2 separate regions of the Homo sapiens genome follow, and region 2 is linked to region 1. Evidence: chromatin contacts called from ENCODE Hi-C or POLR2A ChIA-PET data. All regions are on one chromosome and are shown on one strand. The core of a region is the stretch at or near the end of the contact, and the rest is flanking DNA. Distances in the headings are between cores, read along the strand shown. Region 1 overlaps KCNN3 (potassium calcium-activated channel subfamily N member 3). Region 2 overlaps KCNN3 (potassium calcium-activated channel subfamily N member 3).

Evidence for each region. A loop is a pair of places that touch in the nucleus more often than their neighbours do. ChIA-PET counts read pairs that join two places held with the same protein, here RNA polymerase II (POLR2A). Pooled maps may share reads with other maps.
Region 2: a pooled map shows a loop between it and region 1 (5-fold over the local background). The contact joins two enhancer-like sites. A Hi-C loop is called at or near these places in 6 of 50 pooled maps. POLR2A ChIA-PET finds 5 or more read pairs at or near these places in 2 of 52 experiments (HEK293T and activated CD4-positive, alpha-beta T cell).

The regions. Positions count from the first base shown.
Region 1 is chr1:154,696,359-154,700,739 of GRCh38, reverse strand. KCNN3 (potassium calcium-activated channel subfamily N member 3) reads left to right here. Exons shown (of 8, transcript NM_002249.6): 8 at 1-3,285. Among named protein-coding and RNA genes, the nearest start is that of ADAR, 90 kb to the right of the region's middle. Within about 2 kb of position 2,264, at least 3 of the 41 ENCODE cell types and tissues checked have a DNase peak (open chromatin) inside an H3K27ac peak, as active enhancers do.
Region 2 is chr1:154,789,326-154,793,463 of GRCh38, reverse strand. All of the region lies in intron 2 of KCNN3 (potassium calcium-activated channel subfamily N member 3), which reads left to right. Among named protein-coding and RNA genes, the nearest start is that of KCNN3, 79 kb to the left of the region's middle. RefSeq lists an enhancer at 1,690-1,999. Within about 2 kb of position 1,588, at least 5 of the 41 ENCODE cell types and tissues checked have a DNase peak (open chromatin) inside an H3K27ac peak, as active enhancers do.

The sequences.
Region 1 (4,381 bases), core at 1,015-3,514:
GCTCTGCCTCCTGGGTTCATGCAATTCTCCTGCCTCAGCCTCCCGAGTAGCTGGGATTACAGGTGCGTGCCACCACGACCAGCTAATTTTTTTGTATTTTTAGTAGAGACAGGGTTTCATCATGTTAACCAGGATGGTCTCGATCTCCTGACCTCGTGATCCACCTGCCTGGGCCTCCCAAAGTGAGCCACTGTGCCTGGCCCAGTAAGTGCTTTTTTCTTTTGGTTTTTCCTTCTAACACTGCTCAGACCAAGACTTACATTTATAAAGAGCAAATATATTCTGACCTTTCCCCTCAAAGTTGTATTCCATCTAGAATCAAGGAAACAAATGCAAATTCATCATTTGGGGAAAGCAGACCTCTTGACAGTAATTCAAGTCCATGGCTATATGCTAACCCTTGCTACTCAAAGTGTGGTCCACAGACCAGCAGCGTTAGCATCATCTGTAAGCTTGTTAGAAATGCAGAATCTCAGGCCCCACATCAAACCTTCTTCATCAGAATTGGCCTTTTAACAAATCCCCAGGTGACCTGTATGCACCAGAAATATTGATAAGCACTGGCCTCACCTCACCGTAGTGATAACTAACCTCGTTAATAATTAGAGAATGAAGCTATCTCTTCCTTGAGTCTCATTTACAGAATTATTTGAAGATGTGAAGGTCCTGAATGATCATAAGGATTAAAAAAATGCATCTTTAAATTCCACTTGAGGTTATATAACTTGGATGGTCTACATCAAACATAATAAAGTCAATAAGAGATAGTCTTTTTCCGGTCTTACCTAAATAGCACTCCATATCCTTGAGCCACCTCAAAGCCCCCATTTTTAAGTTTTAGTCTTTTTTTTTTTAGACCAGACTAGCAAAGCCATCAGAATATCAGGTGGAACCTCAGGGCAGGTCCTCTGGAAGGCTACAGGAGTCTCTGCTTAGCATAGTACAGAAATTGTTGTGTTTCTCGATCCTTGTGTTCTTCCCTTGAGGAACTCAGCATCTCACCAGTAAGAACTCCCCTCCCCTAGAGGAAAATAGCAAGAGAAGTTAGTTTAACCATCTAGAAACATTGCTAATCTCCTTGAAAGCCAATTCTCTTACTCATTGCACCAACAAGAAACACTCCAAGGTGGGCAAGGAAAGACGTGAATTCTGATATTGGCGCCATAACTCGATATGTACCCAGAAACAGTTATGTTCTAAATTAATGGCTTTAACCTGTTCATTGTAAAAAGTGCCTTGGACTTCAATCTAAAGAGGTCAGTATAAATATGTATGTGTGTGTGTGACGTGTATGTAGGCAAATATTTACAGATTTATACATACATAGGTGCACACACATATACCCGCACATTCATATATAATATATACATACATATATAAATGCTTCATAATATATCATATTGCTATTCACAGCTCCATTTCTTTTGTCTGGTCCTATGTTTATTTGTTTAGTGAGACCTTTACATAGAGAGGTTCTATTCGGAACATTGATGTATTTTTTGTTTGTTTTTTACTTTTTATTAAAAAGGTAAAGGATATTAAAAAAAAAAAAAAAAGTCAAGTGCCTGAAGGTTTTGAATGGAGTTACGGTAAACTTTCTCAGGTCACCAAAGAGGAAACATTTTTCCTTTGGAAAACATTTTTCTGTTTCAGTGACTTTGTTTTCCCTTGGTGGTAATGCATAAATAAGAGTGGTTAAAGTGATTTTGTAAGTTTTATTTCAATCCATTTCTGTGGTTCCCATAAGGCAATAGCTAAAAATTTGTTCAGTCTAGTGCCCAGTTTTCTCCACACATCAGCATCAGAAGGGCCCGGTCTTCACATGCTCTGTGTGGTTTTGTTCGCGTTGTTACTGTGTTCCTTACTAAGGAAAGGCAAATGAAATTGCAGGGGCTGGAGCTTAGACCAGCTCCAAATATGGCTTCCTTTTGGTAACACACACAGAAGGTGGACTAGTGGGAAGTCTCTCTCCCTGAAGCAGGTGGGAACCTGTGTCTTAGAAGGCAGAGGAGTCCCAGTGAACTCTCCACAGCTCCATGGGCCCTGCCTGTCTACAGTTATACAACTGCCTGTATGAGTCAGCCTTTCTCTACCTTAGCCAAAGGTCTTCTCTTTCTGTGGTGTGACAGCTTGTAATGAACCAACTTGCTCTGGTTAGAAGTCCCTAGAGCTCCAGGAAGAGTCGCCAGGTTTCCATTGCTGTGCTCAAAGCTCAAGGACACATTATACTTCTTTAAACCAACTAAATCTCTCTAGCTCCCTGCCCCCATGGTGACACTTTCATAATAGGCAGGGCCAAGTCAGAGAGGTCATGCCCTGTATACAGTGTCAATCAGAAGAGACACTGCAAAATGTCAGAGGTGACCAGAAAGACAACAGATCTCTCCAGCTGTCCTCACAGCTGCAGGCACATTTGTGGAATTGTGAGTAGGAAGGCTTGGCAGCCAGGGGATGGGAAATGAATTTCCCCAAGTTGAAAACCCTGTACCCTTACTTTCCTTCCCATAAATTTTTCTGTAGTTCTAGGTAAATAATAATAATAATAAAAATGCAAATTAGGTGCTTTAGAAGGAGTATGTAATATCTGGGACTTTTTCTAAGTTGGTAGACCTAAAAAATGTTTTCAAAAATATATCTAGCTGCATTTCTACTGCTGTCATTCCTTAAAGCTCTTCCTCCAAAAACTCCATATGAATGAATACATTTACCAACTCAGTGATTACTAAATAATAGTACTTTATACTTATACACAGTAATACCTTTCATCTAAGGATCTCAAATGCCAATATATTAGTCATCACCCTGTAAGGTGGATGACATATTATTCCCATTATTCCAATGGGAAAATTGGGCCATAGAAAACTGAGGAGCAAATGACTCATCTACAGGAATTAAATGGAAAAAACAGGCTAGGATTTCTCAGCACACTTTAGGAGTGAATGAAAACTTACAGGCTTCAGTTCTACTGCTGGCCACCATTGGATTTGTAAGATCCAGGATGTGTATTGACCACATGTGTCCAGACCCAGGCTTAGGGCATCTGGAATGAGAGTGGTGGGCTGGTGTGTGGGTCTGAGGATCTGGATGGGAGACTGCATTTTCTTCTCTGTGCAAAATATGGAAGTGTGACCTTGAAGGTGGGCTTAGTCTATGGCCTTCCCCACTCCTGCTTGAACTGAAGCTGGAGAGAATGGGCATTTTTAAATGTTACGGCATATGCTAATATAATATTATGGCATTAAATAAAAACAAGAAGAGAACTGACTAAAACCAAAAAACCAAAAATGCAAGTGACTGATTTCCTTTAATTTTATCTTCTTCTTTCCCTACATGTATAGTTGTGAAAGCAAGATTTTTTAAAAGAGGAAATCTTAATTTAGATCGGAAACAGCGTCCCCTGGAAAAGGTTGCTTCTTTAAGCAAGGCCAGAACTGCCGTGGTTTTCATGGTAGTGTTGACTCAGGAGATTGGCCCCCCCAACATGGAGACACATGGAAGGCCTTAATACCAAACCCAGTTTTAACCACCCAGAGAGAGTGAGAGCCGCTCCTAAGGTGAATGGCTGTTCATCAACGAGAATATCTAGACACACTGATGTGTGATACGGCAAACTTGCAACTATGTTCAAGTAAAGTATCGGGCAGTTCCACACAGCACTCCTTCCATTTAGCTGAGCAGAGGGTCTCAGTAGACTCATCTCTGAAGCTTTTGAAAACCCCAAGCCAGGCTTCTCAACCCATGGAGACTCAGAAGCAGAGTATGGGTGACACCTGGGCATGTCCCTGAGGCACCACAGGTCGTTCTAAGGGGTGCCCCAAGTTGAGCACCACTGATCCAGAGCTTGCTGAAGTGAGGCCACCGGTGCCTAGTCTGGCACAGCCCTCCTCAGGATCTCTCCCCTCCCCCTAGTTGGTGAGGAGACGGGAAGAGAAGAGAGTAGGAGGGGGCAAGGTTTTTATAAAGATGGTGATTTACTCGAAGCTTGATTCCTTTTCATCTTGCCCTCATGTCTCTTCAGTCCTGGCCCCATGAGACTGTGCTGATCTGCATGCTGGCTCTACGTGTATTGGCAAACAATGCTGCCAGGTTACTCTTCCCTCACATGGTATTTCTCTGGCTGGCTGCTGCTTTCTCCTGGCACACAGTCTGTCTGGGTGTAATGTCTTTCTTTGGCCTTAGCTCTGGGTGAAGATTGAGGGAGGGCTATTCTGACATTTTTCACTAGACGAAAAAAGTTAAAATTAAACATAACACATTGTCCTTGCTAGCAGGTAACTCACTAAACCTAACGCACAAAAATTGGGTAACCTGCTATGTTATACGCATTGATCTTTTCCAAACTATATCTAACCACTAGATAAAATGTTGTCTCCTATTATAA
Region 2 (4,138 bases), core at 339-2,838, 93 kb before region 1:
TTTGTCTCTAGGCTGCATTGGGGTCTGCCACCCTCCCATGCCCCCGACATCCCTCCCCATCACCCCATTTGCTTTAAGATACAGGGATGAAACTCCAGGTGTAAACTTTTCAGGGTCAGCCTCTTACCAAGGAACAGACATTTGGGTACCTTCCTGGCCAAGAGGAGGGGTGGTGCACAAGCTGGCTCTGGGCCTTTGCTGTGGGCAGAGAGAACCAGGCCACTGCTAGCTCTTCAACCCACTACTTCATTTACAACTCTCTGACTTTGTATTCCCTGGTTTGCATGTCTGACACCTCACTTGGCACATGATTTATTACAGCTTTTCAATAGCCCGTTCTTTCTGATTGACCTGTCCATCTCCATTTGGAGTGGAAAGATTGGCTTCTAGGTGTTTGTGGTGAGAATATTCCTGAGTGCGATGGTTTGGGGTTAGGAGCTTCCTGCTCTTGGTACAGAACCGAGGACCACAACTAAAGGAACTCCCCTTTCTCTGGCTGGGAAATGAAAAGGGTGGGGAAATACACACTAGAAGTTGCCTGAGACCTGGCTGAAGGAGAGAAACTTTCTGTTTTGCCAACACCTTCAGGGATAGAAAAAAAATCAAACTTCTGCCTGCATCACAGGCAAGGGAAGGCAGCTCAATGGAAACAGCATGAAAAGAACTTCGGAGCCCATATAGGTCAATCCCCTGCTTCTGGGGTGGGCATTCTCTCCCACATGAATAGGTCCAGATTTCATTTTGAAAACATTTCCCTGGGAGGAATCTTCCCTCAAATTCTCTCTCTTTCCGTCTCTACCCTTCTTCAAGGTTTGACAATCTCTCTAACCAAAATCCCTCTTGCTGTAGTTAGAGCCTCTTAGGGACCAGTTAAACTGGAATAAGGGATGGCCATAACAAAACATGCAAATTCCTTTTCCTTTTAAAGAGAAATATGTCTCCTGGATATTACCTGAATAAACCCATCAGCTTGCTGTTACTTTTCTGGGATTATACTTGATGAGGATGGTTGCAGAAAGTCCTGTAAACATCTTCTATAGTCTGTATGGGGAGGACAAGTCCCACCTGTTTCCAGTGGAACATTCTGATTCCTGTTGTTACTCTATATTTACAGAGTGGGCTCCACTAAGAGCCCACCTCCTTCTGTCACTGGTGGAAAGGCTATTTAATATGATCCCAATTAGAGGGAGGAGGATCTGGGATGGTTGTTGGAACATGGCAGACGGGGGAGACCCGGAGGGAATAAACCACCCCAGGATGCTGTGTGACCACCTGACCCTCTGCAAAGCAGCATCGTGGCACTCTGTTCCCTTTCAAGGTTCCCACAGTGAGTGCCACCCATTTTTACCACAATGGCAACAGGATTTATGCTCCCACCCACTCTCAGTTCTGAACTTTCTATGGCTTTGCCCCTCATTGGTCATAAAACACGTGTCACCTGCCTCTCTGACTTGGCTTTTCTTGCAATTACATGGTTTCCTTTGCGATCTTCCTGGCCAGTGGAAGCAGAAGGATGCTTTTACAGACAGGGTATTATAGATGGGTTGGCAGATGAGGTGATTTCTGAGGGCCTGGCACAATGCCCAAAGGGACGTGAGTCAGCTCTCAGAGGAGGTTTGGTTTTTCCTTCCAAATTCATACAAACAGCAGTGAAGTTTAAAAGATCCTCAAGTGGATTACAACCCCCATTCATTTGGCAGCAGAGGAGCACAACTGTCAAAAAGTCCAGGTACTTTAAGCTGTGGAAGAGGCACAGAGTCACTCTCAAGTTGGACAGGGCTTCAAGCTATTTCTAAAATTAACATCGGGGCCTTTCGTTCCCTTTCGAGGTTCCTTTGAGGAATGGGTGAAAGCCACCTCTTCTTGACCACAGCAGTGACTGGATTTATTTTTGTCCTGTCTTCCTCCTCCACATTCTCAGTTCTCGAGGCTTTTTATTGTTTTTGGTTTTAGCCAGGCTTGGGCTGGTTGCTTACTCTCCGGTGTGCAGGGCTTCTAGAAGTGTTAGCCACAGCCAGCGGGAGGCAGCCGATCACCCATCCCACCTGCTGAGCTGTCGCGGGCAGACATCTGTTGAGCTCCTCCCCAGCACCAGCCGCAAGAATGTACCTGATGTGGTCTTTGCTCTGCAAGAGCTCTCAGTTTAGAGCAGTCTTTTTGAGAAAAAAAAAAAAAAAGTGGTATGATACACGTAATATAAAATACCATCCTAACTTGTTTTTTTTTTTTTTTTTTGAGATGGAGTCTCACTCTGTCACCCAGGCTGGAGTGCGGTGGTGCGATCTTGACTCGCTGCAACCTCTGCCTCCCAGGTTCAAGTGATTCTCCTGCCTCAGCCTCCCTAGTAGCTGGGATTACAGACATGCACCACCATGCCCAGCTAATTTTTGTATTTTTAGTAGAGATGGGGTTTTACCATGTTGGCCAGGCTGGTCTCGAACTCCTGACCTCAGGTGATCCACTCACCTCGGCCTCCCAAAGTGCTGGGATTACAGGCGTGAGCCACCACACTTGGCCTCATCCTAACCATTTTTAAGTATATAGTTCAGTGATGTTATGTTTACTCATATTGATGTGCAAACAATCTCCAGAACTCTTGTCTCCTGCAAACCTGAAATTCTGTACAGTATATACATGGGGGATGTGTTCCAAGATCCCTGGTGGATGTCTAAAACTGCAGATAGTACCGAATCCTACAGAGAGAGATAGTCCCAGATTTAACGATGATTTGACTTAAGATTTGTCGACTTTATGATGGTGTGAAAGCAACACACATTCAGCAGGAACTGTACTTTGAATTTTGAATTTTGATCTTTTCCTGGGCTAGTGGTATGCGGCATGATATTCTCTTGTGATGTTGGGCAGCGGCAGAGAGCCCCGGTCAGCCCTGTGATCACGAGGGTCAGCAACTGATACAGTACTCTACCGTTTACAGTGTTCAGTAAATCACATGAGATATTCAATGCTTTATTATAAAATAGGCTTTGTGATAGATGATTTTGCTCAAATGTAGGCTAATGTAAGTGTTCTGAGCACACAAGGCAGGCTAGGTTAAGCTGTGACATTCGGTAGGTTAGGTGTATTAAATGCATTTTCTACTTACAATATTTTCAATTTACAACGGGCTCATCAGGACGTGACCCATCATAAGTTAAGGAGTATCTGTAATGCTGCAATGAACATGGGTGTGCAAACATCCCTTTGATACTCTGCTTTTAAAAGCAAGTGTTCTTGGCTGGGCATGGTGGCTCACGCCTGTAATCCCAGCACTTTGGGAGGCCGAGGCGGGCAGATCACCTGAGATCAGGAGTTCGAGACCAGCCTGGCCAACATATATGTTGCCATATATGTAGCGAATCCTCATTTCTCTACTAAAAAATGCAAAAAATTAGCTGGGCATTGTAGTGCATGCCTGTAGTCCCAGCCACTTGGGAAGCTGAGGCAGGAGAATTGCTTGAACCCAGGAGGCAGAGGTTGCAGTGAGCCAAGATCGCACCACTGCACTCCTCCAGCCTGGGCGACAGAGCGAGACTCTGTCTCTCAAAACAAACAAACAAACAAACAAACAAACAAAAAAAGCAAGCATTCCTAACCTGGGGCCCGTGAACTCCCAGAAACTAGCTGCAATACATGGTGTGTTTCTGTAAATGCTTCTTGTTCTAGGGAAAGCAAATTCATAGCTCGCATCAGGTTTTCAGTGGGCTTAGGATGTCAGGAGGGCTCAGTCTAGAGAGTAACAAAAGCAGCACCTCCTTCGGAATCCCCCAAGGCCCTGCCTGTCCTGAGTGCCGCCTCTCCGATGGCAGGGCAGGTGTGAAGGAGCAAGTCATTCACTTCTTGGTTCCTGTCCCAGCTGTGCCATTTACTACCTGGGTGACACTTGGCAGTTCAGCTGACGTCTTGGAGCCCTAGTCTTCAAATCTGTAAAATAGAAATAATGACAACGTCTTCCTAGGATTGTTAGGAAGATTAAACTAGATTTAGCACAATGGTCAAAAGCATAATGTGGTAGGCTGAATCATAATGCCCCCCCCTGCCCCACCGACCACCACCCTGCCAAAATATCCAGCTCCTAATCCCTGGATATCCTGGCAAAAGGGACTTTGCAGGATGTGGTTAAATGAAGGATCTTGAGATG